Linked DNA regions of Mus musculus: regions 1 and 3 are each linked to region 2. Evidence: chromatin loops called from intact Hi-C (ENCODE). Cell type or tissue: left cerebral cortex. All regions are shown on one strand.

Region 1 (8,000 bases), 130 kb after region 2:
CTGCAGAGGCTTGGGGGTGTGGGGGGGAGACATGAGGAGATTGCGAGACTCTCTTCTGATCATCCAACCTCCTCTAGGTAGCAGTGGGCCTGGGCCTGGCTGGGCTAGAGGTAGCCTAGTCCCTGTGCATAAAACCTTTGTTGTGCAGACCTTCAGGAACCTTCCACAAAGTCTGCTCTCTCATGGCTTGGCGGTATTTGCCATTCTTTGTCATCTGAAAGGTAGCCCATCTTCCTCCTCCATCGGGCCCAGAACTTAGGAAGCTGAGACCCGTAGGAAGCTTCCAGCCAACCCTTATGAGCAGACCCAGAGGATGAGAGGTCCCGGAACAGCAGAAGGCTAGAACACCTTCCCCCACCCGTTAGAGGGTCACCACTCACAAAGCCTCAGGAACCCCAATTACATTCCTGCATCACAGCCCTGGGTCTCAGTACTCCTACTACCCTCTCTGAGGCCTTGATAAGCCTGTCCACTCTGGGTCTCAGTTTCCCCATCTGTAAATGTAAAAGGTGGGGTTTTGACTTCTGCCTGGGATCACCTCTAGGCACCTTAGAGTCACATGTCTTAAACAACAGAGAATCCCATAGCGTGCTCCTGTACAGACCGTGCTACGGGCCCACCCTCATTACCTGGGTATCAGGCATGACAGACCTGATAAGATGCCAATCAGTTAATGTAAGTCTTCCAGGGTCTCTGAAGTCCTAATAATACCATCTGCAATAGACAGCCATCATCAAGAAAATGTGGGCCTCAGCTAGAGCCTCTGGGGTGATGGGCATGTGGGGAACAGGGAAACCCCAGAACCCAGTGCACCCACCTGAATGATGGGAGAAATAAGACCATTAGAGACCAGAGAGAGGCACAGGAGGAGGTACCCAGGGGTGGGAGGTACCCAGGGGTAGAAGGTACTCAGGGGTGGGAGGTACCCAGGGGTAGGAGGTACTCAGAGGTGGGAGGTACTGGGGGGGGGGGTACCCAGGAAGGAAGCCCACAGAGAAGAACATGGTCCACTGTGGGACCAGCTGCTGTGAGGCCAGGAGAGACAGGATGGAGATGTGACCACAAGGAGGCCGCTGGGGAACCATCCATCATAGGGCCCAGTGAGTGTCCAGTGCTGACCAAAGAACCAGGAAGGTCAGAGACTGACCTGCCAACTCCAGAGTTAGGAGTTCAAACAGGCTGAGCCAGAGACAGTGGGATTTGGGTGGGCTGGCAGCCAGTGGGAATAGCCAGGATAACCCTGAGGGACCAGGCATGGAAGCTGGCCTTTGTAAGGGGTAGTTAGAGGGAATGGTACCCCTTACCTGGGAACTTGTTCCCTGCCTTCACAGGCTGCTGCTGTTTGTCTGCCTGGCACAGACAGGGCAATGCCCACACGCAGACAAGGAGGCCAGAAGCCATGGTTTTGACATGAGGGGCAGGCGTAGTTGTGCTCAGTCTGGTTCTTACCAGTTATCGTTGAAGATGTACAGAGGTCAAGCCCAGTGGGTCAGGATGGCAAATGACATGCTCATGGCCTCCCCGCATATGACTGGAGTTCCCAGGCGGAGTGTACTGGAAAGCAGATGTGGGAGTCCCTGAAGATGCAGAGAACTCATGGATCTGGACAGAATAGCTAGAGGGCTGTGCTTCTAGGTAGTGTGACAAAGAGGGCTGTGCTTCTAGGTGACAAAGGACTTTAAGAGCAGACAGTGCTGGAGAATGGGAAGTCCCGAGCCAACCTGGGCTAACGAGGAGCTTGGTGGCTCTGAACAGGCTGGAAAGAGCAGCGATGGAAGGGGCTGGCTGGACAGACAGGACAGGAAGCCATGCTGAGGCTCAGGGCTGGCCATGGGCCCTGATCATACCCCCTTACCCACTAGGCATCATCGACAGTACACACACTGAGCAGCGGCAGGTGGTGGCTGTGACAGGGGATGGGACCAACGACGGGCCTGCTCTCAAGAAGGCAGATGTGGGCTTCGCAATGGTAAGAGGATCTTAAGAGGGCTTCATGTGGTGTCAGACTGGGTCTCAAAGGCGAGGATAGTCAGCTTGGACTACACCACTTCAAACTGGCTTGCAGGACTCCCTACAGACACTTAACACTCATCCCTCTCCATACAACTTGTATGCAACCCAAGCTTTTGAGTCCCAGACTAGCCTCAAGAGGTCTTCCTGGAGGGGGCAGGCAGTGTCCTGCTGGGGTCAGCTCTGTCCTGCTCGGTGCTTAAAGGTCAAGGAGGAATGGGGCAAGGCCAGGCTTCCCAGAAAAGAATGTTGGCCTCAGAGGGGTGGTTGTGTAAGTATGTGCATACCTATGTATATACATATACATATACATATACATATACATATACATATACATATACATATACATATACATATACATATACAAAGTTTGTATGAGTGTATGCATATACATGTGAATGTGTGTATGGTCAGACTGTGCCAGTTCCTTTGAGTCAGGAGTGAGGTGACAGGACTAAGACTGTGTGAAGATAAGACTGGCCAGATAGAGCCATTCACCTCTCCAGCTGCCCTACCAGGCTCCTGTCCCTGTCTCCACAGGGCATCGCAGGCACAGATGTGGCCAAGGAGGCCTCAGACATCATCCTGACAGATGACAACTTCAGCAGCATCGTCAAGGCAGTGATGTGGGGCCGTAACGTCTATGACAGCATATCCAAATTCCTGCAGTTCCAGCTGACTGTCAACGTGGTGGCGGTGATCGTGGCCTTCACGGGCGCCTGCATTACACAGGTGGGTCCTGGGAGAATCACACCAAAGGCTGGGAAAGGGCAGCCTTTAGCCTCCAGAACACCCTAGATTGTTAGCAGCACAACCCTGGGGATGGATACACATTGCGGTGTTCCTCCCAAGACCAGGATGCCATCTTGGACCTCCGTGCAGCCAGTAGCCCTATGCAGTTGAGAAATGAGGCTTGGGGAGGTAGTATGACTCAGGTGGCCCCAGAAATGAGAGACATCGGGCCTCATGGCCTGTGAGGTCTGACCCCTGCTCCAGACATTGGCAGAAGCCTGGCAGAGGCCCCAAGGGAGGACCAAGGGGACCAGTTGCCCAGACAAGGACAGAGTCAGTCCTGTTGTGTGGGATCTTCCCTCCAGAGCAGAGTGGATTCGGAGAGATGGGGTGAGTGGAGGAGGCAGTGATGCTCTGTCTGTCCAGATCACTGCTGCTGGCCCTCGGCAGACTGCTTGCCGAGACACTTGGAGCCCCGTGAGTAAGTACCACTTCACAGAGGTAGAGACAGGCTCAGAGGACAGAACGCTCAGACACTCACTCTGGCTCCTGATGTCTCCTGAAACTCTAACCAGACTGCATCTCCCAGGAGCTGGCTCTCTGGTCTGGAGAAGGAGAGCAACTTCAGCCCTAAGAGGATCTCAGAGGCCTGGGTCCTTCCAGTCACTACCTGGTTACACAATCCTCCTACCCATAGGGGAACCCAGAGTCCATTGTGCAGCGTCCCCAAGAGCCACATGGCCCATAGGACACTGTTTCCTTCTGCGGTGACCGCCATCACGATGATGCACATGGTGGCTGTAGCATTGACCCTGTGTGCCACCTCAGGCCCGAGAGTTGGACTGAGGGTTCCCTGTCTGTTCAGGGGAGGGCATCTTTCCTGGTCTGTGGATGTGGAGCTCCCTCTAGTGGTGGTTTATAGACATCGTGTGACAGCTTCCTGGAGACTGGACAGATGCCAGTTAAGAAAACAGGTTTGGAGACAAGGATCAGTTGGCCCAACATCCCTGAGTGAGCAGGACCATACAGGCTTTGGTGAGAAAATTGTACACCTGACTCTGAGAATCTTGTAATCAGATAAGGCGGAAAAGTAGCAGGAAGCCCAGAGCAGCCCTACTAGGTAGGGTGAGACGGCAGAACAACCAGGGAAGCACGAAGAAGACAGACAGATGGGAAACAGAGGGTAGGCTTCCTGGAGGAGTACTCCATGGGCCAAGGGAAGATCAAGAATAGAACCAATGCAAGAAGCAGAGGGTTATGGGTGAGGCGGACTCTGTGGACAAGGACTGTAGTTGTGAGCGGTGAAGGATGGGTGGGTCAACTTCTTCAGTCAGTGTACACAGAGCATGCTCTGTCCAGCCTGGACCTCTCAGAACGAACCTGATAGTGTCTACACTGGCATGCTTGTGGTGACAACCTGTGTCTTAGCATCCTGTTTTGCATGCTTGACACTTTTTATCATGACAGGGCATTTCACTTGGAGCTGTAGTTATAAAATCCTTTACAATGTAAGATAATGAGAAGAAATAAGGTGAAATTGGGAGGGAGGTCAAGGACAGTTTCTCCAGGACACTGAACCCCTGAGACTGAGGGGCAGAGACTTCAGGGAGTTAAAAAAATGGATGTTGACTTTAGACAGGAGGGGAATAGGAGATGATGTGGCTGAAGTCTACAGAAGTCAGGGAGCTGTGGCCACTGAGCCTGTGGGCCCAGGACTGAGGTGGGCAGCTCATACTGTTCTCCATAGAAGCTCTAAGAAACTGTCCTACATATGCTCAGAGCCCCAAAGCCTGGGCAGCCTGCATCCCGTAGTAGGAACCTGCTGAGACCCTGCAGCGGGTCCATCCTGTACTCTGTGGCTGTGGTGGCTCACCCTGTGACAGTCTTCTTCTCCCTGCCACTGTCGTAGGACTCCCCTCTCAAGGCTGTGCAGATGCTCTGGGTGAACCTCATCATGGACACGTTTGCCTCCCTGGCCCTGGCCACAGAGCCACCTACGGAGACTCTGCTTCTGAGGAAACCGTACGGTCGCAACAAGCCGCTCATCTCGAGGACCATGATGAAGAACATCCTGGGCCACGCCGTCTACCAGCTCACCCTCATCTTCACCCTGCTCTTCGTGGGTGAGCGCCCTCGTCCTCACGCCTCTGAGCTTAGGGCACCAACTTCAGGACATACCATGGCCAACAACGGCTGGCTTTACACATGTCATTCTGTTTCCCCCATGGGGAAACTGTGGCATAGGAGGGAAATGCAGGTGGCAGCACACAGGGAGCCAGAAGTTGTCATGCCCTGTCCCCGGCTGGCTCACCTCAAAGCCAGCAGTAGTGTTAGCATCCGGGACTGATGAAAACTTTCTGTCAGGTTAGCCACTGAGAGCCAAGGTCCTGGGCCAAGCAACCTGTCCCTTCCCTGACCGCTTCTAGGAACCCCTTCTTGCTCCAGGAAGATGTCTTCATGGAGAATGTAGACGTCCTTGGGGAAGGACACACAACCACTTGGAATGTCAGCTCCTTTCTCGGCCCCTCCACTGAGGGCTAGCTCTCCAGCCACTCAGATCCAAGCGCCTTTGCCTGTGTCTTATTCAGTGCTCCTTCATTAAAATAAGGTTCCTGAGATGATTAGCTCAGAAGAGGGGTTCGTTTGGACTCTCACTCTGAGAGGTCATATTCAGATGACTCTGCTGTATGGAGTCAGGGACAAGGCAAAGGGAAGAAACATTGCTCGCTTCATGGCCAGGAAGCAGAGAAAAGTATGGACCAGGCCCCACAGTTCCCTTCAAGAGAATACCCCCTAATGGCCTAAAGTGTCCCGTCAGATTTCACCCTGAAGCGATTCCACCACCTCCCTTAGGGCTAGGGTGTGGTAGAGCCTTTGCTCAGTATGCCTCAAGTCCCGATAAACCGGGTGGGGTGGTGCCTGCCTGTAATCCCAGCACTCGGGAAGCAAAGGTGGGGGGGGGGGATCAGAAGTTTAAGGTCATCCCTGGCTACAGTGACTTCAAGAGCAGCTTGTGCTTCATGCGACTCTGGTTCCACTACCTCTCCATAGCGCCACAGCCTGGGCACCAGGCCTCAAATACATAGGTCTCCAGGCCACATTGGCTTAAGCTGTAGTGGCTTCACTGAAGGATCTGTGTCCTCTCATTTCAGTCACCCTTCATAAGGAATGTTACTCTGTAAGGCCGCTGGCATGCCACCTTTCTCAGATGTCCACAGAAAAGGCGACAGGTCCCAAGCCATTTATCCTCTAGATCAGTGATTCTCAGTCTTCCTAAAGTGACCCCTAGTTCAGTTCCTCTCGTCCTGGTGAGCCCCCACCAGGATATGAACCACTGCTCTAGAGAAAGAATTGTCTCACTAAGCAGGAACCACAGGCCACACTGTGCCCCGTTCCACACCTGAGCCGGCCCCACCCTCTGGCTTGGCAGGTGAGAAGATGTTCCAGATCGACAGCGGAAGGAACGCCCCGCTGCACTCACCACCCTCAGAGCACTACACCATCATCTTCAACACCTTCGTCATGATGCAGCTTTTCAACGAGATCAACGCCCGCAAGATCCACGGCGAGCGCAACGTCTTTGACGGGATCTTCCGGAACCCCATCTTCTGCACCATCGTTCTTGGCACTTTCGCCATCCAGGTACCCAGCCCCCACTTAACCTGGGCTGGGCAAGGCGGTGGCTCCCCGGCCCTCCGTGCCATCTCCGTGTCTGTCCCTCCGATCTCTGACCCGCAGATAGTGATCGTGCAGTTTGGCGGGAAGCCCTTCAGCTGCTCCCCACTCCAGCTGGACCAGTGGATGTGGTGCATCTTCATAGGCCTGGGAGAGCTCGTCTGGGGCCAGGTGTGTGGCAGGGGAGTGGGGGGAGGGGTGTTGAGCCAAAGGAAGAGGAACAACAGGATTGGTCCTAGAAGTGACATATAGCTACTGCCCATACCAGGGAAGGCCAGTCCCAACACTGGGCATCAGAGCAATAGAGTCCTTTCAAGTCTCCAAATGCAGGCCACGTGGGTACCAACACTCTGATTGTGACCTTTTATCTGTATTTCACTGCTGCTGGTATTTTCTTTTCTTTTTTAAATTGTAGCAGTTTCTTTTAACTTAAATTTATGTCCAAAGGCAATGCTATTATTACTGGCATGACTTGCCAAAAGTGGAAGCTTACAGAAAATAACAATGTCAGGAAGAGCTGCCACAGCTCGGAACCTGAAGCCAACGCGCTAAAAGGGGGATCATCTATTGGTATCCTGAAGGTAGTGACCTGTGGTGCCAAGCAGGGTAATATGGCCCATCCTGCCATATTAACATGTGACTTGAGGTGGTCCTGTGGCTATCTAGGCATCTCCTAACTTGACCCTGGAACATTCTTTCACTTGGTTTATTTTCTACCTCTTCCCAAGTTCTAGGCATACATACACATGTTCATGCACATACACGCATGCACACATGTACACGCACACGCACACACGCACACGCACAAATGCACGCATATGCACACACCATCACATACATCATCATACTGCTGACAGCTTGAAATTCCAGTCTTCTGACTCGGGACCCTACATGGGAGAAGTGTCTTTGTCAGCTCTGAGCTGACAGTTCTATTCCCAAGGTGTCCAGGTATCTAGGTGCCAGAGGCCTAAGATGATTCTCTTCTTAGGTTGTCCCCAGGCTAGACTAAGAAACCACAGTGGTGGGCCAGGTATGGTGGTACACACTTGTAATCTCAGCACTCAGAAAGTTGAGGCAGGAGGATTGCGTATTTGAAGGCAGTGTGGTGGGCTACATATCCAAACCTTGTCACAAAGAATAAATAATAAAAGATAAAGAGGAGATGGTAGAAGAGTAGGAGTATTGTGATGAATGCCTGTAACCCCAGAACTTGGAAGGTTGAAGCAGGAGGCTCACCACTAGTTTGAGGCCAGCCTAGACTACACGGTAAGACCCCATTTCAATGGGAATCACTTCCCAGCCTTTGGCCAAGACTAAGTGTAGAAATTACAGTGGCAAATGTGAACTCAAAGATCAAGTTCAGATCCATCCAAATGTCCTTTGGCACTTCTTTGGAGCGTTAAAAGCTAAGTTTGATTAGGACCCTTTTCCTGTTTCCTGGGCACCTGGGGCCTGCATCCTGAGAGCTCCCTCAGCATCCAGGGGAATACACCCATGAGCAGTGAGGTTGATGCCAGTAACTAGCACTGACCCTGAACTCCCAGAAAGCCCGAGTGTGTGGTCCAGCCCTTGCCTGTCCTCAC
Region 2 (8,000 bases):
TAGAGTCTTAGCACCCCACCCCTTATGCACATGTGCGCGCGCACACACACACACACAGAGAGAGAGAGAGAGAGAGAGAGAGAGAGAGAGAGAGAGAGAGAGAGAAGAGAGAGAGAGAGACCCTGCTTGGCTGGGGTATATGGGACCCTCTGAACTGTCTAGCAGTTGGTGATGGTGGTGTGGTCCTGCTCAAGGGCCCTCCCTGCCTTGGGTTCTGCTCTGGCTCTCTCCTTCCTCGGCCCCTCTGTGTGGCGGGTTCTGAATTTGGTGCAGTGCAGACTTTCAGCTTAACGAGACAAATTGATATTCCGTGCCAGGCGGAGATGGAGCAGCAACAGGACGCTCGCTGGGAAAGACGGGCGGGCGGCTCCTAGGTGGGCAGAGATGGGGGTGGGGAAGGAGGCAGGGAGGCAGCTTTTTCTGGACCTGGCTCTAAGGGCACTCCCCTCCCCTTGCCTTGCCCCTCCTGCACCCACTCAGGCTGACAGGTGTTCCACCATGCCGGCCTTGAAGGTCCTTCTATAGGCCACACACATCCAAGCAGGACGCCACTCCTGAGGTGTGGGGAGGCATGGCCACAGGGCACCTTGGCTAGTGGAGGAAGTGAGAGAGAGACACCTCATTCAATGAGACCCCCCTCCCTCACCTGGCTATCCGGGCCTTAGCCCCACCTTGTCTGGAATTAAAGAGGAGTCCACAGGTCTGCCCTGTGAGATGAGAGAGAAGGTAGTGAGCAGCTGGATGGGAGAGTCCATTCCCTCGGACTCCAAAATGGGATCACTCTGGACTCCACAGACGCACTAGTCCAGTGCGGTCACCCCCAACTCCTCACAGATACCTTGGCAGATACTGGGAATGTGCTAACACTCCGACAGAGAAATGGCCTCTTCAAGGGTTCTCCTGACTGGACCCATCCCCACCCTGGAGCAGGTGAGCACACCCAGGCAGCTTGTGGGGCTGCAGAGGGGTGTAGACAGTGACATCCAGCAGCTGGCTGGAGAGTCTGTTCCATAGACCCTGTCACCATAGGTGCATTTAGGTGTTCTCCCTTGTGCAGTCTTTCTTCCAGGTATAGAGCCATCCTGTCTGCATCCAGGGAGCCTGGAAGCCCCGACCCTATCTAACAAAGTAGGAAGTGACTTAGGGAAGGCACATAAAAACAATGCCTCCTCCTTTGCTCTCACCGCCCCCTTGCTCGTCCTGGGCTGGGCTCTGACCCTCCCCTTCGCGTGCCCTTGACACGGCCTCCTGTGCGAGGGGAACGGGCCTCTCCCTAGGGCTCTGCGGGCGGCCGCGGATGCGTCCCGTGGGAGCGATGCCCAGAGCCGCGCTCCCAGGCGCGGGGTGGTTCGGTCCGCGCTCGCGCCCCTCCCCCGGCGGCCGCGCCCCCCCTCCCCCCCAGCCTCGGGAGCGATGGTACAGTCTGCGCAGGGACCGGGCGCGCGGGCTGGGCTCAGCGCGGCGCCAGCTGCCGCACCGCGATTACGGGCTGCCCGCCTGGAACCCGAACCGATCGCTGGCGATTGCCTTAGCCAAGTAAGTAACCGGCATCTCTCCCCTCATCCAAGCATGAGAAAATAAAAAATAAAAAGCGCCCGGCCCCGCTCTCCCCTTCCTCCCTCACCTATTTTGATTTGATTTGATTTGATTGCATTTCCCGTTTTTTTCCCCCAGTGCTGATGGTGGCGGCGGGAGGAGGGGGGTGGTAGGAGCTTGGCTTGTTTATCTGGAGGCAGCTGGGGATGCTTGGGAGCCCGGGCTGAGGGACACTCTAGGGTGAGGGGTTGGGGTGGGGGCTGGGGACCGGAGCAAAGAGCCCCGTAGGAGGGGATGCAGGGTCTCAGGTGGATGCTGGTGGCCTCCAGACTGCACATGCCCCCAGGATGTTATGCAAGGGCTAGTGGTGGCAGCCGGTCAGCAGGGACACCAGTCTCCTCTTGAGCCTGGTCCCTGGGAGACATAGAGTACTGGAAGGTGTCCCAGGAAAGCTGCAAGGGGAGGCCCCTATGAAGGGTCTCTTTGATGGTGGGCTGCTGTATACAGGGATCTACTGGATGAGGAGAGCCAGGCAGGTGGTGGCAGGGATGTGTCCCAAGTCCCCTCCGTGGCAGGCAGGGGCAAGAGTGGGTGGCCAGGCCATTTTGCAGCAGTCATGCTAGATGGATGGTGGAGTTGGCACTTTAAGCCCGGAAGCACAGCTCCTCATCAGCCTGCTTGCTTAGGTGGCCCCTCTGAGTACTGAGACACCTGGGGCTCCTCCCTGCCTCCCTGCAGGACCTGAACCTCCCTCCTATGGTCGTCAGGTGCTGGCAGCCACCCCCTTTAAGCCAAGTAGCTGACCTCTGCTCCACATACTGAGTGGGGAGGGGACCCTTCAGCTGGCCGACCCCCGTCAAGGGAGGTCCCCTCAAAGGCTGAGCCTGGCTCGACCTTCAGAAGGGTAAGTGAGTAGGCCAGTCACCAGCAGAGCTGAGAGTAGAGGGTCTCATTGTGAGGCTGAGCCTTAGCAGTGTAGAAGGGGCTCCCCTCCACTGGGCATTGCTCTCCACATCGCTAGGAGGAGGCAGAGCTGACGTTTGGGGCATTTCCCAGAGCGGGCGGTTGCCATCCGGAGAAATTCTCTCTTTTGACGTGTGCAGTAGGAGGGGGCTTGGAGCGCAGGCCTTTGAGCTTGGGGCTTCCGCCTGGTAACTTCCTTGAAGGAGCAGTGGCAAGGAGGGGCTGCGGTCTGGGGAGTCCGCAGAGGGAGGAGGACTAGGAGAGGATGCTAATGGCCTCCCATTTATCCACCTTCACAACCCAGTCGTGAGCGAGGGTGCATGCCTGTGCATAGATTCACTCCTGCATACACATGGACTAATAGAGAACCCACAAGTAGTGCATCATACATGTTCAGATCATACATGTGAACACACAATGCCTGTACCAACAGATGAGATCTGGCCTCTGTGCACACAGCATGCATCTCTGGCTTCTTAAGACCCCGTTCTATGCACACCCCAGTGAGTATAGCCTGCCCCCACATGCTTGCAGCCCTCACACACACAGGAACCTGCAGCAGCTACCCTGGTGTACTATATACCCATGTGGGATGCCCCAGGAGTGCAGTTGACAGGTGCATAGGACCCAAATGCCTGTCAACACAGTGCCCTGGAATGTGCCCACAGGTGAATGACAGAGTCACATGTAAGACAGCAGTGGGCATAGCTGCTGCACCTCTGCAGACACTATGTTGCCCTCTCAGCTTCAAGAAGCAAAGGTGGCCCTAGGAGCCCTGGGGAGAGGACCCTGGGGAACTGACTATGAGGCCAGAAGGACTGTGGATCCTGAGTGGCCACCTCAGCTTCCTGAAGGCCTGAGGGGTGGGTCAGCCCATGTTCCCGAAGAGCAGTGATTGGACTGAACAAGGCCATCTGTGGTGATTGATGGTCTGCAGAGAAGGCTGCCTGGAGTAGGGAGGGAAGACAGGGGTGGGGGTAGGTGCAGTGGCTGCCCATTGGTCAGACCACCAGCAGCCGGCAAAGCCCACTAGCCCTTTCTGGAACCAGGAAGCCAGCCCACTATCATGTGGCATCTGAAAGCCGGAATTCCTTCAGTAGCCTCCAAGTTGGCTCCAGATGAGGACAGAAAAGCTACCTGTGATTTAGTGTGCAGAGCCTGAGACATCCACCCCTCCTCCACAGCCTGCCCTCCACTCCCGTCACCCAGTCTTAGTGGGAACACTAGTAAATGTCACACCCGCTAGCATCTGCAGAGCTCTTTGCCCTGTACACATTACTTCTGTGCAATTATCCTTAGCGTCCCCATGTCTCAGGTGAGAGACAAGAAGCCACCAACCAAGGTCACGCAGCTGGAACTGTTGGCACCTCTTTGTGAGCCATCTAGCCCCTCTGGTATGAGGTCAGACCCAAGACAGAAACCTGAGAGGTGATAGGTACGCTGTCCCCAACAGGGGTGGCTTTCTGTCTCTGGGCTCCGTGTTAAGAGCATTGGGAGGCCCTGCTGGGCTCTTTCAGACCTCACAAAAGAAGCAATGGTGGCCCGTGTGGACCCTGAGTGTCCCAGTGTGTTGCCTTCAGAATCAAAGAAAGAGCACCCAACTCCACTCCTGGCCACCTGTGTGACCTTGGATGCACATTGCAGCTCTCTGCCTCTGAGTCTCCTCACCTGTGGTCAGGTTTCCTGCCCCACCTTATCCTGCAGCTGTCTGAGAGCTGGGACACTGTCAAGGGCTGTGTGCAAAGAAACAGCATCAGGATCAGCAGGCAAAATAAGGGCCAAGTCCAAGGTCAGAGGAAGAGACAGAGAGGAAGGGAGAGGAGGGGCTTGAAGGGTCTCTTGCCTTGATGGCCAGAGGTCATGGCGTGGGTGTGTCAGGGAGTCCCATATCTGGCCCCTTTCTTAATACTTCAGGAGATCTGGGCTACTGTTCCAGGTACATCCCAGTCCCAGCCTTTCCCCTGAACCACAGGAACTCAAGGGAACCAGGAGAGGCCTAGGTGGGCCTGGATGCCATGTTGGAAACAGGTCTTGGGAAAACGGCCCCTCCTATCTTAAATCTTGTCTCTCTATATCAAGGGGGTTAAAGTGAACTATTGAGAAAAATTTTATCTACTGTGTTACCAGCCTATAGGATATATCGGATATATGGGAGATATAGGGTATATAGGATATATAGGGTATATAGGATATATAGGATATATTGGGTTGGGAACCCAAAAATATAGGAAAAGGCTTCTCCTATTGTCCTCAGCTCCCAGCATTGCCAGTACCCAGCTGAGTGTCACATACACACACGTCACTGGGGTGGTCAGACTCTCCCACCATTACCTAGAGCACTGAGTTCATTGTGGGAGGCAGGTGCCTCTCAGCCTAGGATCTGGGTACCTGACCCATCCTGCTCTTCCTCCAAACCAGATCCTTGGGCCTGCAGAGGTCCATTTCTTCTTCCTCACGGAAGCCTCAGATGAGGAAGTAGTTAGGGAGAAAGGCCCCTGGGCAGAACAGTCTGCCATGATGCTTACGTAGAGATGATAGCTGGCAGGGGAGTAAGCAAGGCACTGCCAGGTTGCAGGAAGGAGGACAGAGCCTCAGGTCTCTAACTGACAGCAGAAGAATAGCAGGGCCCACTTCTCAAACTAACATGAAAGAGACTAAAAGGAAACAGGAGCTGGCTGAGAGTGTGGTTCTGCCAAGGCACCATGAGAATGGATGACGGAGGAATCATAGAGTGTGGTTGGGAGGACCTACTGGGTGGGAGGACCTACTGCAGCAGACACCACTATCACGAGTTGCCCTGGGCTAGCAGTTTTGATGTCAATAGGAGTTGGGCAAACCTGTACGCTGCCCACGACTGCTGTCTGCTCATAATAAGAATGGATGATACAGTAAGCCAAGGATCCGCCCTGGCAAGAGTGCTAAGGCACTCAGCGTCCAATAAGGAGCCCTGTGATGGAGGCTTGCATAGTTGTAAGGCCTTAAGAGTATCACACGCAAGCTGGGACCCTCTACAGGGCTAGAGAGCTGCAGACATGGACAAGGACCATGGTGTTGGGAGTGAGAAAGCAAGCTGTCAGGGCACAGACAGGACAGATGAAGAAATCTTAGCCTGCAAGTCAGATGAGCTGGAATCCCAAGCCACTGGGCCCTGCCCCATGCATAACAATGGGCTTCAGTGAGTGCCTTTCATTAAGCTGGTGTCTGGTGGTCTCAGGCTGATCCCTTGTGAGAGGCCACCAGGGTGCAAAGCCTGAGATACAGTCAAGTGGTGTGCAGGATTGATGGTGGAGGCCACAGTAGCTGTCACAGCTGTGGCTCTTACTCAGCTGCCACCACAAATCTCTACAAGCTGCATGGCTTAAGCAACAGAAAAGTTTTACTCAGAGCCTAGAGGGCAGAAGCCTGATGTGGGATTTGCCCACTTGGAGCCTCTGGAGGGGGCCTGGGAGAATCTGTCCCTACTTATCCCCTAGCTACTGGCAGTAGTTCTAGTCCCTAGTGATCCTTACCTTGGAGCATGTGGCTGGTCCCTGCCTCTGTCTTCAGGCCCTTTCTGCTCTATGCCCAGTGTCTCCTATAAAGATGCTTGCCCTGGGCTTAGGGCCAAGAATGATAACAAACAACATGTAGCGACTCCTGAGGTTCCTGGACCTGGGTATTTATTGAGTGTTCATAGCTACTAAGAACTGGCTTCTCTGTCACTTGCGCCCACTTTACAGCTAAAGGAAACAAGGTGCAGGGAGGTTAAGATAGCCCCCAAGTTACACAGCAAGTAAGAGAACTCGGATTTGGACACTCATTTCTCCACATTTCCAGAGCTTTGCTGGGGGGGGGGGGCATAGCCAGGATTCCAAAGGGCAGTGGCTCCTGGACCCAGAGATGGTTGCTGCACACGGAGGGAGGAGGGGCCTGCCTTAGTTAGCTACAGGACACTAGCATGTGACAGTGGGTTGAGAGCCACAGTCCCTTCCTAAGAAACACCACCTGCCCCCATGTCCTCATCCGTGGGATCATAGTCACGTACTAACACACTGAGTGGTCCCCTTGTGAGTCGCTGTGCTGTGTCCTCAGTGTTGGTAAATGTTTCTTCCATTTGCTCCGTGGGAGGCGATTGCTTCTTGCAAGTCACATCTTAGGGAACTGGCTCTGCTGTTCAGCTGCGTGTAGTGTCACTAGTGATTTACCCTCCATTTGCACCTCTGTAAGATGGGCACGACACTGGTGCTCGTCTTCCTGGTAGTGGGGAGGGGTGGCAGTGACAGGCAAGGGGACTCAAGTCAAGTGCTCATCCTGGCACAGTCCTTGGATGTCAAACAGAGTCTGTCACCATTTCCTTGTTACAGTTGGCCCTCTAGGAACATGGGTTTCCCCATCTATGGATTCACAACAGCTGCCTAAGAAATGCTCAGCGGGTTTGGGAGACAGCTTTGTCTAATGCCTGTCATGCAAGCATAAGGACCTGAGCTCATATCCCCAGCATCCCCATGAAAATGGGTGTGGTTGCTTGCATCTGTACCCTTAGCACTGGGAAAGCAGAGACAAGCAGACCTTAGGGCTTGCAGTCTGGCCAGTCTATCTGCAGATGAGTGACTCCGGGTTCCGTGAGAAACCCTGTCTCAAAGAACAAAGTAAAGGATAATAGTGCAAAACTCCCAGTGTTGACACCCAGCTTCCATATGCACGTGCACATGTGCACACTCACCTGCACACACGTGACACACACATGCACACACAAAATATTTGAGGAAAGTTTCGAATCTTTACTGAACCTCCCAGGCAGTTTTCTCACCTTTTCCCAAAATAATACAGCATAAGGCCTGACTGTGTGGGGCTGGATATTATCATCACCTGGAGAAGGTTTTAAGTTTATGGGAGGGTGAAAATTAGCCATGGTGACACACACCTGTCATCCCAGCATCGAGGAGGTGGGGAGCAAGAGGATTGGGAGTTCAAGGTTATCCTTGGCTGCATAGCCTGAGCTACATGTGACCCTGTCTCAATCACAACCAAAAAAAGATCTCTGAGAGAATGCTTGTAAATTATATGCAAATACGGTGGTGCTGAGAGGGAAGACCAGAGCATCTGGGGATTGTGGGTTTCCAAGGGGTTCCTGCTGCCTTGTGCTGAAAGTTTTCAAGGCTGCACAGTTCCTCCCTTGGGTGAGTGTGTGGTGAAGTTCTGCATGGAAAGCACTCTGCTGCGTTTCCATAGCATCAGAGAGCCTTGAATAGAAACCCCAGCCCAGTATTGACTGCTGTGCGACCTTGGGCCAGGAACTTGGCTTCTCTGAGCTCAGCATTCTGATCTCTGAAAGTGGGATTGACTTCAGATATCATTGTGGGGTGTGTCTAAATAGGGTCCTGCTCATGCCTGGGTGTGCTGAAGGTGACCGCAGAAGGGCAATCCTAGCTTAAGGAGGAAAGTTCTGGGTTTAGAAAGATCCTGTGGCTCGGTCTTTTAATGGTGTGACAGAACCTGTAGGAGGAGCCACAAGTGAATGA
Region 3 (8,000 bases), 66 kb after region 2:
CCCTGACACTGTATAGCCTAAGAGACCCAGAGAAGATTAATGACTGTCCCTCATACCGCACAGCTGCAAAGCGGAAAGGCCAGTCATTGGGTGCCCTGACATGTCACTCAATGGCCTCAGGACAAAAAGAAGATGCTATGTTTTACCTGTGCCTGACCCATCGCTCCCATGAGATTTTCACCCAGCGTGTGGTACCAGGCTTCCAAGTCAGTGCAGTAAACCAAGGGAGATGGCCCCTGGTGCCTCTGCTCACTGTCAAGTGATGATACCCTTATAGCTAAGAGCACAGTCACAGCTTGGTAAGTGAGCAAGAGAAGAGGTGGTCACTGGGGAGACATTACCCTGCAAGGACATTCTAAGGACATTCTGCATACTCTTTGATGGTGCCCCTGCCTCAGCTTTGGAAGTCAGCATTTACACACCAGGAAACCAATGCCCACAGTACTGTAAGTTGTTGAAGACCATACAATTTGAAGATGGCAGAGCCCGGGTTCTAATTTGAGCCCTCTCCCCACCCCCCGCCCCAGAGCCTGTAGCCATGGTGAAAGGGGGCTTGCAGGGTTCAAAGAAGTTGCCTCTCAAAGCAGCAGCATTGGCAATCTGAGGATGTGGCTCACTGTAAGGTACTTGCCTAGTGTGCACAAAGCCCTGAGGTCAGTCTTCAGAAACAAATAAACAAGGTGTGGGGTGCACACTTGTGATCCCGGCACTTGAGAGATGGAAACAGGAGAGTCAGAAATTCAAGGTCATCCTCAGCTACTTATCAAGTTCAAAGCTAGCCTGGGCTGCAGGAGGCCTGTCTGAAGAAAAACAATATGAAATAACAAAGGTGGTGATATGATGCTTTGAACAACTCAGGCTGCCCATCCAGGCACATTAGTGATTTGTCTTCCTGACTCTCTGTCTATCTCTTTCTCTCTGATTGTGCTATTTAGTTCACACTGTCCTCGAACTCACTGCGTAGCCCAGGCTAGCCCAAAAATCACTTGGCAGTCCTCCTGCCTCAGCATACCAAGTGCTGGGATTTGCTGGTGTGTGTCACCATGCCCACTCAGGGTCTTCACTCAGAACGTGGAAAACCCCCATTCTTTCGCGACCTCCCTCATGACATTTTATCCAGCCAGAAAGGCCTAAATTCGTGTTCATGGATTGGTGCCAGGGATTAGAGCCTGGACTTTAAACCCAAAGGAGGGTGTCTTTATAGCTTCATGCCTCAGTTTCTCCATTTTTGAAACAGTTCACAAAATGAGGTCACAGGCAAGCCATGAGCCATGTAGGATAAACAGTGGGAATGCTATGATCATTGTCACGGTGTGGGCCAGCCATGGGTCAGATCTGACTCCTCTACCTGCCTGACCCACAAGTCCTCATGAGGACTGTGAACCTAGGAGCCCCACCCCCACCCCAGGAGACGAGGAACAGATGCAGCTTCTACAGCACACTCCACAGGGACTCACTCTCAGCTGGTCACACTCAGTTGCCTTCACACCTGGCTCCCTGCATCTCCCAGGCATCCCCCTAAGGTCCTCAGAACTCTTACATTGTGAAAGTGCATCCATTGCTACAGCATGCCTCCTAGCCTGGTCTTTAAGCTGCCATCTGTAAGAACAAGAAGAACCCGGTATCCTGGAGTTCTCCCAGGAGCAGCCTCAGGATGGAGAGGTCACAAGGCTTCCTGGTCAAGGCTCGGGTGTTCAGTGCACATGTGCACAGCAAGCCTGCCCCTGGTCTCCACAACCCTGGGGGTGTGCCTGGAGCCTCTCCTACCCTGCTTGTTAGCGAGAACACAAAGCCACTGAGAGCGAGCTCTGGCACAGAGGGGATGACCAGAGGAGACCCCAAGTGTCCCCCCCCCAAAATTTGAATCCATTTCACAAAAACATCCACCTTGGAGAAAAGGCCAATCTGCAGACAAGCATTGCCTCTTCCCTCTGGTTCTTCCTCGACATGCATGTCTAGGAAAGGCCATGTGCTTACTAAGCATCTACTGTAGTTCAGAACAAAACAGGCCACTCTGTCCATGTGCTCGTGAAGATGACAGCTGACATGGGAGCCAGGTAGAAGAAAAGCACTTGGATTGTTGACTATGGGAATGGAAGAGATTCTTGGGGCAAGAATAGCATTAGAAAGGGAATCCACCAAGCCAGGCGGTGGTGGCACACGCCTGTAATCCCAGCACTTGGGAGGCAGAGGCAGGCGGATTTCTGAGTTCGAGGCCAGCCTGGTCTACAAAGTGAGTTCCAGGACAGCCAGGGCTACACAGAGAAACCCTGTCTCGAAAAACCAAAAAGAAAAAAGAAAAAAGAGAAAGAAAAAAGAAAAGAGGGCATTCCCAGCTAGGGAGCACCACATGCTAAGGTCCTGAGGCCTACACTGTGCCGAAGCCTCAGGAAAGAGACCAGCAAGCGTCACCGGAGCATAAAGGTGGAGATGGGGCAGTGAGACACCAGAGGACAGCAGGGACCAGGGATTGGGTCGTAGTAAGGATTGTGACTTTTAACTGTATGTGATAGGAACCACCAGCATGTAACAGATAAGGATTTAACACAAACACAGTGCACCTTCCATACACTCTGAAGATGCAGACCGAGGATGGGAGCAGAGACCAATTACTGAAGCTACCCAAGGGACAGCAATGATGATGACCTGACCGTGGGAGTCAGGCAGGAATCATCTGGCCAGGGATACTTTTTTCTTTGGATAGAGTTTTGCTAGGTGTATGCAGTGGGGTTAAGAGGATGAAGATAGCCTGGTATACCCTGGCATAATGGTGGCACACACCTTTAATCCCAGCACTCAGGAGGCAGAAGCAAGCAAGTCTTTTGAGAGTTCAAGGTCAGCCTAGTCTACATAGTGAGACCCTGTTCCCCTGTCCCAAAAAAAAAAAAAAAAAAAAAAAAAAAAAAAAAAAAAAAGAGGTAGGGATGGTCCTGAAAGAGAGCTATAGACAAGACACAAGGGGGAAGGAGAGATGATAGGGTCATCTGCTGAGTACCTACTGTGTCCCTGGCTTGCCATACCTTGTTTGCATCTTCATGCCCATGACCTAGGCACTATCCTAGCCATGCCATGACAGAGCTGAAATAATCCAATCAGGAACACACAGCTCACAAATAAGGCTAAAATATTAACCCAGCGATACGGTCTCCAGGTCCATTTCATCTAAAAGTTGTATAGGGGGAAAAAACCCTTCATTTTCATAATTAAATCTTAAATTATTCAGATGAAACATATTCTCCTGTTTAAAATTCACATATTCCAGTCAGAGCAAATCACCACAGCCAGTCCCACTGCCTCTTCCGAGTCAGCGCCTCCTTTGTGAGTTTAGGTCAGGTCCTTGCATATCTCGCACATACTTGCAGGTGTGTGCATCCAATGGGATGTAGCATTTTCTGGTTTACACGGATGGAGTCGAACGGCACATAGTGTTCTAATGCTTGTCTCACTCATCAGGTTTCCTCGGAGAAACTCCTATGTGAGGGAACATAAACGGAGCTCATTTTTAAAGAACTGCCATGTAGTATATTATTGGCTAGATGCACTACAGTTTTTTTAGCCCACTCACTTTCCAAAGACAGAAACTCGGTTTTCTATAAATGTAGCTTTTTAAAAGGCTTGTATGGGTTTTTTTTTCCTCAAAATATAAGGCTTTTATTTATGCTAATGGAAGAACCCACATCACACTGACAGCACAAATATTTAGCAACACCAAGCCTGGTGACTACATTCTCCAAATCCCCTCAGGTGCCTTGGAGTTAGCTCTCATCCACAGCCAAGGCTCTGTATAGAACACAAGGCTGGCTCCGGAGCTGCCAGAGAGTGGCAGAATCCTTGCCTTTGACTTAGGCACTGGGTTCTGATGCAAAAAGCTACCAGGCATGGAAAGGGCAGTCACAGAGCCTCCATGATCTGGGCTTTAGCTCTGTGTCACGGTCGGCAGAAGGTAGGCTGCTCTGCTGCTGATTCGGTGTGGCTAGCATCAGAGCTCAAAGGAAGAAAAGAGTATCCTGCCCTGGTTCCACATACTCATCGTGTACCTAAGACATACCATAATCACCCTTTTTTATCTTCAACAAGTAGAGTCAGGTTGTCCTTGGGCGCCACTTTTGGAGAATGGAATCTCAGAGACAGGCACCCACCTGCCTATTGTCCATTGTGCACGGCGCCCCCTCCTGGAGCATCGGGAAAGTGCTGCTTACAGTGTTTTGAAGCCTGCCACCTGTGGAGGAAGGCCTGCCGGGCGGCCATTAAAAAAGCTGATAACAGCTTCTGGGCCTCTAATTTTTTCTAAGGGGAGAGGACAAGCCACCAGGAGACAGGCTGAATAAAGGGTCTTCTGTGAGGTTAACAGATTATGAAATGCCCACAAAGCTTTGTTTGAAGGAGACGACTACCCTGTTGGTCACACCCCCTACATGTGCATTGCATGGAGAGGGTCAGGGTGGAAGGGCAGATCCCTTCTTGTGTTCAAGCCCTCTTCTGCAGCTGAAGCATTCTACTTAAAGAGAAAACCACTTTCACGGTGAGTGCCTCAGTTTCCCCACTGAGTGACTATGGCGCCATGCACAGTGGATCCGAGGGAGACCTGGAGGAACTTTGGGGGCACAATGTGCCGATCAGTATGACTCATATTTCAGGTGAACAGCAAGTAATTAATTTACTAGTCATATGTCCCAAATACTGTACAGGACATCATTCATACTAAACAACTTATTTGCTATTTATCCTAAGTGCCAAGTGGCTGCTAGCTGTTTCATCTGAGGACTCATACTCAGGGGCCTAACTGTCCCTTGGTATAAATAATTAATATTTTCACATCATGCAGAGATTCCCACTATCCACCCTCATATCCCCCTTCCCATGAACCCTCTTCCCTGCCCACATAGAACATTCTGGAGCCGTGAGCAGAGATAGCCTCCATAGAAGTTCTACTGTGGAAGATGGGCAGTAACTAAGCTTGGCTCAGATCAAGGACAGGAAGAGATTTAAACCACTAGACCAGTATCTGTGCCTGGGTCAGGTTAGAGGCCCATGAACCCCACCATACCCCAGTGTGTAAAATACACCAGAAGACTCTACAGAGAACCCAGTCAGTGATGTGACCATGAAGTACATTCGTAATCACTAGAGACTCTGGATCCACAAGACTGCCAAATATCAAGAGATAACTCCATGCCCCACCCCACCCCCCTCAAGAACCAGGATATGATCGCAGGCTGTGCACGTGCCTGGCATGCACAGTGAACAGCAGCTAACCCTGCTACCTACCATGGCCCTGATAGATTCAAGCCACAGGGGAGACACATATGTGTACAGTTGTCCCAGAGTCCAAGCCAAGCCTGCATGGCTTCCTGGAAGTCCAAGGCTTTCTGCTGTGTTCAAGTGTCTCTGAGCAGCCTAGATACCCGCATCCCCATCTCTGATCCCTAAAGAGATGAGACAGAGTGGAAGGCTTCTTGGGGCCCCTTTGGGATGCCGAACATCAGTGTCGAGAAGATGGAAGCAGCAAAGTCAGGTCTCAATCAGGGCTTGAGACCCATGCACCCTACCATGTCCCCACCCAAGGCCAAAGCCTAGCCCAAGGGCTAGTGTGAGCAATGTGTGTGAGTAAAGTGTGAACTGGTGATGGGTGGGCATCAGGGAATGGTAAAAAACCTAGGTTGTTCCTGCTATGTAAATCAAGAAAGGCTCTCAGGAGGAGGTGGTAAACTCCCACCAGACTGACAATCAACTGAGGGAAGAAGGCACAGTAGGGGGTCCTGGGTAAGAACCTAGGAGCCAAGACTAAGAAAGCAATGACATGTATGAGCAGAACCTGTGGCCTGGTGAGAAGGCAGCAAATGTGATCTCAAAGAGGCCCCAGGGGACCAGAAGCAGGGTGGCTGTGAAGGTCTGGGGACTCTTCAGAGCGGAGTGAGGGTGAGTCCCTGACTGCTTCCCTCTTTCCCCTCCTCCTGCCCCTTCTCTCCCTGCCGGGGTGCTAGCTGCCTCAGCCCCATGTCTGGGTCGGTCAAGTTCTCAGCCACATGCACTTTCTGCATCAACTGTAGCCTCCTGGAGGCTGTGAACCTGGAAGCTGCTTAGACCCTCCAAGTAGTCAGGCAGGACCCATGGAAACTGGAAACCCTGAAGAAGTGGGCAAAGGGCAGTTCCTTGGGTCCAGACTCTGTGACCCACCACCATGTGATCTGGACCAGGCTGGCCATGGATCCAAGGCCTACAGGTATCTTTTCTCCAGGGACCCTGGGCCCAAGGTCACCTAGCAGCCATTTCCCTACATGTCCTGCCTCTACAGGTCAACAGGTCTACACAGAGCCTGCGCCTCCCACTCCTGAGGAAGTTGGTAACCACACAGATGACAGGGCCACCCAGTGACCTATGTAGCAGGCCAGGTGACACCTGAGAACTTGCATTTCCCCCAGTTCTTGGGAGAGGCTTCTGGTCTGAGGACCACCACACCCCAGTAGCACAGCAAGATTCCAGGGAGTTCTTTCCACCTTGAGACATGGCTCTGTCCAGTTCAGCCAGAAACCAGCATTGGAACCCAGGCATGAAAAGCACTTTAAATGTCGCCATGGCTACAGTGTGAGGCCAGGTTGGGATCCCGTACCTGTAGGTGCATTTTATGTAGGTTGCTAATAATGACAGTACTAGCAGCTGACAACCACTGGGTCCTGTGTTATTCTGAACATTATTATCATTCAGATATCTGGCATAAGAAAATGAGGCCCAGAGACAGAAGGCCACCTGCCCGAGGGCACAGAGCAGGAGCAGTCCAGGTGTCTTACCCTGTTTCATCATTTCAGCCAATTGTTGCAAGTCCCTAGTAGCAGGCTCCTGGGAACTGCCCATTGGGCCAGCCTCTGGCAAGGGATAGTCTATGGAGTCCCACACACAGCCACAACACAGGATTATAACCACACCCTTGGGCACATGTCCAGACACCCACAGTCCCCTGTTCATGCTAGGTCCCAAGGTGTCACCTGAAGCCTCTTGGATGCTGTCTAGTTTGAATGCCTCATGCATCAGTGGGTGGTTCTACAGAGGACTATGACATAACCCAAACTCCAGCTTACAGTACCTTCTAGGGGCCAGCCAGCTGGCACTGCAGGTAAAGGCTCTTGCCGCCAAGCCTGGTAACATGAGTTCAAGGTCCCCAGAAAATATAATAGCTGAATCCTAAGTCCCCACCTCAGCATGCCTTAGGCTTCTTCTGCCTTCCCAGGAAAAGACTAAAGGGCTGCGTTCTTGAGAAAGGTGCACCCCATCCCTGACTCCACCCACCTTAACTCTCCTGTGATAGCCTGTGACCTGGAGGAGCCTAGCCCCTCATGCTTGGCCCTCACGACACTCAGACACACAGCCTTTAGTGGTGAGTGAGATGAGGCTAAGGCCCCCTGTGCCAGCCTATGGGCAGGCCTCAGACCAACCTTTGCCCCAGAGCATGACAGGATCATCCCACAAGCCCATAACCCATCATGGCCAGGGCTGGCGTACGGTAAGGTGGCTGCAGTCTGCCCCTGTGAGAGAGAGGGCATGCTGTGTAGGAGCAAGGAGGCTCGGAAAGAGCACAGGCCAGATCAGGCAAGATTGCTCAGTGGCAAAGGTTCCTGTGTCGCAAGGCTGACAGCCAGAGAGTCCCAGAGCTGACATGAAGGTGGAAGAAAAGGACTTGCTCCACAGTGTTTTCCTCTGGTCTCTAAGCACATGCTGTGGCACACATGTGCTCCCCCCCCCCATCACACACATTAATAACAACAATATAAAGAAGCACAGGCCAGATAGGGCAGGATACTGCTGTGGCCCAATACTGGTGCTCATCACACCAATCTCTTCATATTCAATGAGGGGCTTGATAGTCCTTAGTCATCCATGTGTTAGTGAGGATGGATCCAGCACACAGAAGGACAATGTAGAGGGCTCAGAATGGGTATGCAGGGTCAGGGGGAGTCAGAAGCCAGCCAGGCACAGCTGGGTGGGCTGGGATGGAGGCAGTGAGT

Evidence for each region. Peaks named below come from ENCODE experiments on the same cell type or tissue, not always from the same donor. Only the 100,000 strongest peaks of a DNase experiment are listed, where the experiment ranks them.
Region 1: a loop joins it to region 2, with 2.1 times the contacts of the local background. A loop is called at or near these places in 7 of 42 quality-filtered maps.
Region 3: a loop joins it to region 2, with 2.5 times the contacts of the local background. A loop is called at or near these places in 3 of 42 quality-filtered maps.

The regions. Positions count from the first base shown.
Region 1 is chr6:113,757,507-113,765,506 of GRCm38, reverse strand. Atp2b2 (ATPase, Ca++ transporting, plasma membrane 2) reads left to right here. Exons shown (of 20, transcript NM_001036684.3): 14 at 1,863-1,969; 15 at 2,551-2,742; 16 at 4,652-4,865; 17 at 6,173-6,384; 18 at 6,481-6,588. Among named protein-coding and RNA genes, the nearest start is that of Sec13, 21 kb to the right of the region's middle. In left cerebral cortex, a CTCF peak has its summit at 3,666 (motif pointing left); DNase peaks (open chromatin) are centred at 3,414 and 3,628; H3K27ac peaks cover 285 bases.
Region 2 is chr6:113,884,789-113,892,788 of GRCm38, reverse strand. It overlaps Atp2b2 (ATPase, Ca++ transporting, plasma membrane 2), which reads left to right and starts at 1,250. Exons shown (of 20, transcript NM_001036684.3): 1 at 1,250-1,536. In left cerebral cortex, no CTCF peak of the experiment used is centred here; DNase peaks (open chromatin) are centred at 5,336, 6,603, 7,205, 7,645 and 8 more places; H3K4me3 peaks cover 4,361 bases; H3K27ac peaks cover 4,868 bases.
Region 3 is chr6:113,818,788-113,826,787 of GRCm38, reverse strand. All of the region lies in intron 2 of Atp2b2 (ATPase, Ca++ transporting, plasma membrane 2), which reads left to right. Among named protein-coding and RNA genes, the nearest start is that of Atp2b2, 69 kb to the left of the region's middle. In left cerebral cortex, a CTCF peak has its summit at 4,181 (motif pointing left); DNase peaks (open chromatin) are centred at 3,541, 3,709 and 4,167; H3K27ac peaks cover 715 bases.